Linked DNA regions of Homo sapiens: region 1 is linked to region 2. Evidence: chromatin contacts called from ENCODE Hi-C or POLR2A ChIA-PET data. All regions are on one chromosome and are shown on one strand. The core of a region is the stretch at or near the end of the contact, and the rest is flanking DNA. Distances in the headings are between cores, read along the strand shown. Region 1 holds the start of LRCH3 (leucine rich repeats and calponin homology domain containing 3). Region 2 holds the start of PIGX (phosphatidylinositol glycan anchor biosynthesis class X).

What was found. A loop is a pair of places that touch in the nucleus more often than their neighbours do. ChIA-PET counts read pairs that join two places held with the same protein, here RNA polymerase II (POLR2A). Pooled maps may share reads with other maps.
Region 1: a pooled map shows a loop between it and region 2 (4-fold over the local background). The contact joins the promoter of LRCH3 here to the promoter of PIGX in region 2. A Hi-C loop is called at or near these places in 2 of 50 pooled maps. POLR2A ChIA-PET finds 5 or more read pairs at or near these places in 4 of 52 experiments (HepG2, OCI-LY7, activated CD4-positive, alpha-beta T cell and 1 more).

The regions. Positions count from the first base shown.
Region 1 is chr3:197,789,584-197,792,538 of GRCh38, forward strand. LRCH3 (leucine rich repeats and calponin homology domain containing 3) reads left to right here and starts at 1,671. Exons shown (of 21, transcript NM_001365715.1): 1 at 1,671-1,957. The coding sequence starts at 1,696. RefSeq lists enhancers at 1,331-2,045, 1,659-1,858 and a silencer at 1,899-2,168.
Region 2 is chr3:196,710,760-196,713,653 of GRCh38, forward strand. It overlaps PIGX (phosphatidylinositol glycan anchor biosynthesis class X), which reads left to right and starts at 1,618. Exons shown (of 6, transcript NM_017861.4): 1 at 1,618-1,885. The coding sequence starts at 1,774. It overlaps CEP19 (centrosomal protein 19), which reads right to left and starts at 1,491. Exons shown (of 3, transcript NM_032898.5): 1 at 1,170-1,491. RefSeq lists silencers at 1,241-1,553, 1,388-2,017.

The DNA of each region.
Region 1 (2,955 bases), core at 421-2,920, 1.1 Mb after region 2:
TATAGAACAGCTCTCTGGGCAGCTGTTACTAATCAACTTTGGCACTGGGATTAAACATTTTTATACCTTCTAGCATTTAGCAATTCATGCCAATTGAGGTGTCATTGAAGAGTTGGGGCTTGAATGAGAGGATCTCTCCATCCTTATTTTTCTTTTGCTCTCTGACACGAACTTTCTGATCTGTGGCCTTCGTATCCTCCACATGTTACCACTTTAAGTCGTATCTGGATGTGTTCATGCTGATCCATCTTCTAGTCTCACCTTCCAGTTTGTCCTACTTTATAATCCTTCAGGTTTAATTCAAAACCGAATTTATCCATGATATAGCTTTCTTTTCTCTGGACTCATAAGTAAGCCCCATCACTCTTAGCCCTTTTTTGTGGGCCTGTCTGGGTTCCATAATTAGATTGTGATCCTCTAGGAAAGGATTGTACCTGACAGCCTCTTCTATTTCCCATAGTAAAACTAGTTGATTAATTGTTGGTAAAATTTACATCATATAGCAGAAATGGCTTCTTCAGTAAAACAGACTGAAGAATATGCTAGAGACTGGCTGCAATATAAGTGAGGTCTAATTGGTTTTAAATGAAGTATTTTCCACTCTTTCATTTCTTGAGTGGTTTCAATTTAGAGCATCTCTTCGGTTCTACCTTTAATTCCCACATTTAGATTACAGTGAGATCATTTTCTGTTCCTCAATTTTGGTTCCAGACCAACATTTTAGATTTTAATACTACTATAATCTTGCTTTATCCAACAATAAAATCTTGCCAAAAGTACAAGTACTATTGAAGATATTTGTTGTATTTTCATTAAGAAAAGCTATTTTATAAAAGGGATGGATGATATAAAATAATACGTTTTTAATGAGAATTTTGAGCCCAATTAGCACGTTTGTTTGTTTGTTTTCTCTCCAGCAACCATAGTAAGTCCACCAAACCTTGATTTAGATCATCTGGTAATACAATGAAGTTGGGAAACGGTTTAGGTCGTATCTCAGAGGGTCCGCTCCTCTCACCATCCAAGTTTCTGCAGCAGCAGTGTTAAGAAAGATTCCTTGCCGGGCGCGGTAGGTCACGCCTGTAATCCCAGCACTTTGGGAGGCAGAGGCGGGCGGATCACTTGAGGTCAGGAGATCGAGACCATCCTGGCCAACATGGTGAAACCCCGTCTCTACTAAAAATACAAAAATTAACCGGGTGTGGTGGTGCGTGCCTGTAGTCCCAGCTACTCGGGAGCCTGAGGCAGGAGAATAGCTTGAACCCAGGAAGCAGAGGTTGCAGTGAGCCGAGATCGCGCCACTGCACTCCAGCCTGGGCGACAGAGCGAGACTCTGTCTCAAAAAAAAAAAATTCTTAATTTAATGCTTAGTCGACTCCTCCACTACTGAGGGAGCAAGGCGGAGAAGTTTTGATGCGGAGCGTTGCCTGAAAGATGTTTTTGTAGAGGCATTTTAGAAATGCCCCTGGGAGGTTAGAGTAGGGGGCTGCTCTGGATTTGTGAGGTCCGTTTTAACTTCCCTTGAAAAGCGCATCATGTGGGCGGGGGCAAGCGCCTGGCTGCGCCGGGGGGCACCACGGTGCTGCCCATCACGGGAACCGTCCGGGGTCGGTCCGTGAGCCCCTTTCTCCGCCCACCCAGCGGTCCGGCCGCGCATGCGCTGAGCTGGCGGGCCCGAGTGTTGTCGGCTGGGAAATGGCGGCCGCGGGCTTGGTCGCTGTGGCAGCGGCTGCCGAGTACTCTGGCACGGTAGCGTCGGGAGGTAACCTCCCTGGTGTTCACTGCGGCCCAAGCTCCGGGGCAGGCCCTGGTTTTGGCCCGGGCTCGTGGAGCCGCTCTCTCGATCGAGCCCTGGAGGAGGCGGCGGTCACTGGGGTGCTGAGCCTGAGCGGCCGGAAACTGAGGGAGTTTCCCCGGGGAGCGGCCAACCACGACCTGACGGACACCACCCGGGCGGGTGAGCGGGGCGGGGGGCGTCTCTGCCCGTCGGAGACCCGGCGCCGGGAGCCGCCCCGGCCGGGGGAGGCGGATGCGGGGGAGTTACAGCAGCTCGTCCCGTAGGCGCCGGGTCCGGACCCGGGTAACGGGGAGAAGCCGACGGCGCCAGCCCTCCGGGCCTGCGCCAGACCCAGAGCCTGGGGAGAGGCGGCGGGCGGCGGCATCTCTCGGGGAAGGGGGCCGGAGTGATTGATGGATGATTTTTTAGGCTTTCTGAGGAAAATCAGTTTCTGCCACGGCGGAGGTAGACCCTTGCCCCGCCCCGGTTTCTGCAGGCCCTTTCGGATTTGGGGTGCCGAATGGACCTGCTAAGACGGGAACGTTAGCGCGAGCTCTTCACAGATCAGAGTAGCAGGGGTGTCTGGACGAGCTGCATTGTCAGGAAGGGTCGGTCTCAGCCCTGGAGTTTTTTCGAAAGAAGTGTTGGGGAGCGTGTGTTTAAAGTGGACCCGAAAGAAGTGTTGGGGTGTGTGTGTGTTTAAAGTGAACCCGAGAGAAGTGTTGGGGTGTGTGTGTGTTTAAAGTGAACCCCAAAGAAGTGCTGGGGTGTGTGTGAAGTGAACCCGAACGCTGGAACGTCTTTCTTCGCCTCCATCTAGTTGACTTACAAAATAAATACGCTTGTAAAAATAACTAGAGCCCACTTTCCGACTCCCATTAGTTTCCTCTTCCACTCCTCATGTCCTCCAAAAAAAAGTTGAAGCAAACTACTTAGAAAAGATAGTCTAACATATTTGTACTTGCTATTCCTTTTTAAAGCATTACTTCGTGTTATGTATGTTTTCGAACACAGGAAAGAGAATAAGAAAGTAGGTATTATTTGGCTTTCTTAGTTGTGGCGAACAGTGTCTGGTGCCCGAGTTGTTCATCATCATGTTTGCAGTGCCGTCATCACTGCTCACTGCAGCCTCGACCTCCCGGGCTCAGGTGATCCTCCCACCTCAGCCTCCTGAGTAG
Region 2 (2,894 bases), core at 368-2,867:
TGAACCCAGGAGTTTGGGGCTGCAGTGAGTTGAGATGGTGCCACTGCACAACAGCCTCTCCAAAGCATGATACGCCTATTCTTAAAAAAAAAAAAAAAAAAAAAAAAAACTACTTTAAAAAATTACTGTGCTCTACCTCTAATCTGATGCAATGAGCTCACACCATTTCTCCTTCTTTTCCTTCTCTTTTCTTGCTTTTTTTTTTTTTTTAACGAATACTATTCCCAATTCACCTAACTAAAATTTGATGTTAGTAAACTACAACCTACGGGGCACATATAAACTCCACACACTGAAGCAATGGCTGTACTCGTCAAAGATGTATGCAGTTGGTACTCAAATAATGTAGTTTTTTTTTTACTAGACTCTTTTTAAAATTTAACTTTAATTTTTGCTAAAGTAATGTTTGTATTTGGAATATAAAATAATTCTATGAGGCTTATAACAACAAACTATCGTCCTTGGCCCTACTCCTCTTCATAGGGAGCCAGACTGAATTTTAAAAGGCATATCTTCCAAAATTTCTCTCTCCATTTCTTAAGAAACATGCTTATACTACCATTTTCAGTTTTTTTTTTTCTTTTGAAACAGAGTCTCCCTCTGTCGCCTAGGCTGCAGTGCAGTGGCGTGATCTCCCCTCGCTGCAACCTCCGCCTCCTGGGTTCAAGCGATTCTCGTGCCTCAGCCTCCCGAGTAGCTGGAATTACAGGTGCCTACCACCATGCCCAGCTAATCTTTGTATTTTCAGTAGAGACGGGGTTTCGCCATCTTGGCCAGGCTGGTCTCGAACTCCTGACCTCAGGTGATTCGCCCAAAGTGCTGGGGCTATAGGCGTGAGCCACCTGCCCGGCTATTTTCAGTTTTGGATAGTATGTTTTGACATACACTCTGTTTCCTCTTTGAGACACCCGCTCTAGAGCCCTCTATTCCACTCCAAGCCGCCTGGATGCTCTCTTGGCCTGCTTACAGATTCCACTCTGTTTAGGAAGAAGGACGGCACGTTTATCCAATTATTCTTCCTGGACACGAATACTCCTCTCCCCAGAGATCAGTAACTGCCCACAATCTTGTTAGGAAGCCCCACAGCACCTAAGGGTACGAATGTCCCCAAAGAGTAGACGATTCTCTCCCTACTCACGTCTCCACTAGTGCAAGGCTGGCTTTCTTACCCTTAGAGGAATACAGAAATGACATCGTCTGCAGGCCAACGTCTAAACAACCAGGAGTGGGTTTTTCCACCCAACCGCAGTGCACGCAAAGCCCCTAAGCCGACTGTGAGACCGGGCGGAGCCTGGCGCTGCAGGAAGAGGCGACAGCCACAGCCCTACTGACGAGCCCGAGGGGTGAACTCCCCGGCGGGAGGCCCGAACCCTCAAACACCGGGAAGCGGAGGTGGGGGCCGGCTGGGGGACCGGTCCACCGGCTCCCACCTCGGCGTACAGGGATTCCAGGTCCCGGCGAGCGCTGGCCTAGCGGTTTCCACAGCGACAGGCCGGGCGCGCGTCCCCGCGCGTGCGCAGCTCCTCGCCCGCCCCCGGGTGGGCGGAGCAAGGAACAGCTGGGCGGGGACGACCGCCCCACGCCGCGCGGGAACCCTTGGGGGCCGGGGCTGCAGGCAGCTGGGAACCGCGGGCGCTAGGCGCGCGCACCCAGCACTCGGTCCCAGCCGATAAATCTGGGGCAGCGCGCGGTAGGAGCTGCGGGCGGCCAGGCCCCTTCCTGCGTCCGCACCTGGCCCCGCGCGCCCCTCTCGGGCGTCCGGCTTCCGGCGTCCTGGCGGCTCGGGTGGCGGCGGTTCGGGCGGCCGCCTGGCTGCTCCTCGGGGCGGCGACCGGGCTCACGCGCGGGCCCGCCGCGGCCTTCACCGCCGCGCGCTCTGACGCCGGTAAGGGGGGCGGGGCTTGGGGGGCCAGAGCGTGGGAGCGGTCCCGGCTCCCGGGCCTCTCGGCGGGTTGCGGGGATGTGGGGACCCGGCGCGGGACCTAGATCAGTAGGGCGAGCCGGAGGAGGTCAGACACTAGAGCCGTGTGCCCTCCTTCCCTCCCGTGCGCTTTGCTCTGCGGCGGATCCCGGGTCTCCGGGAGAGTCGGGCTCGGGCCCTGCGGTTCCCAGGCTGGACTGGCCGCCCTGTTACTAAAGTTCTGAGAAGGAAAGTCAGCCGTCAAGCGTCTTGGGATGCTCTTGAGCTGCACGAAGCTTCTGATCACCAAGGGGCCAGGCAAGGCCTTAGCGCCCTGTGAGGCCTGAGAATCCCCAAACTGAATGTAGGACTCCGTGGCAAACTGCTAGTTGTTCGTGCAAGTAGTAGTTGGCAAACTGCTTGTACTACTGAGACGGGCAAGTGCGGGAATAATTACAATAAAGGGTAAGGTTTGATGGGAGGAAAGCACAAACCCTACAAGTTTCTCCATCTGTAAAATGAGGATGTTTCTGTCATCCTTGGTATCATTTAGATCCGTTTAGTATCTGTCAATCAGTGCAGTTCTGCTTGTGTGTTTACATATTGGGTTTTCAAGTTTATCTAAACAAAGGATTATGAGGCCAAGAAGATTTTTTTTTTGAGATGGAGTCTCACTCTGTTGCCAGGCTGGAGTGCAATGGCGCGATCTCGGCTCACTGCAACCTCCGCCTTTCCCAAGTTCAAGCAATTCTTCTGCTTCAGCCTCCCAAGTAGCTGGGATTATTACAGGTGCCCGCCACCATGCCCAGCTAATTTTTTGTATTTTTAGTAGAGACGGGGTTTCGCCGTATTGGTCAAGCTGGTCTTGAACTCCTGACCTCAGGTGGTCCACCCTCCTCAGCCTCCCAAAGTGCCAGGATTACAGGTGTGAACTACCATGCTCGGCCAGAAGAATTTTTAAACAGTTGGATTTGGTAATCTGTAGAGGCTTCCA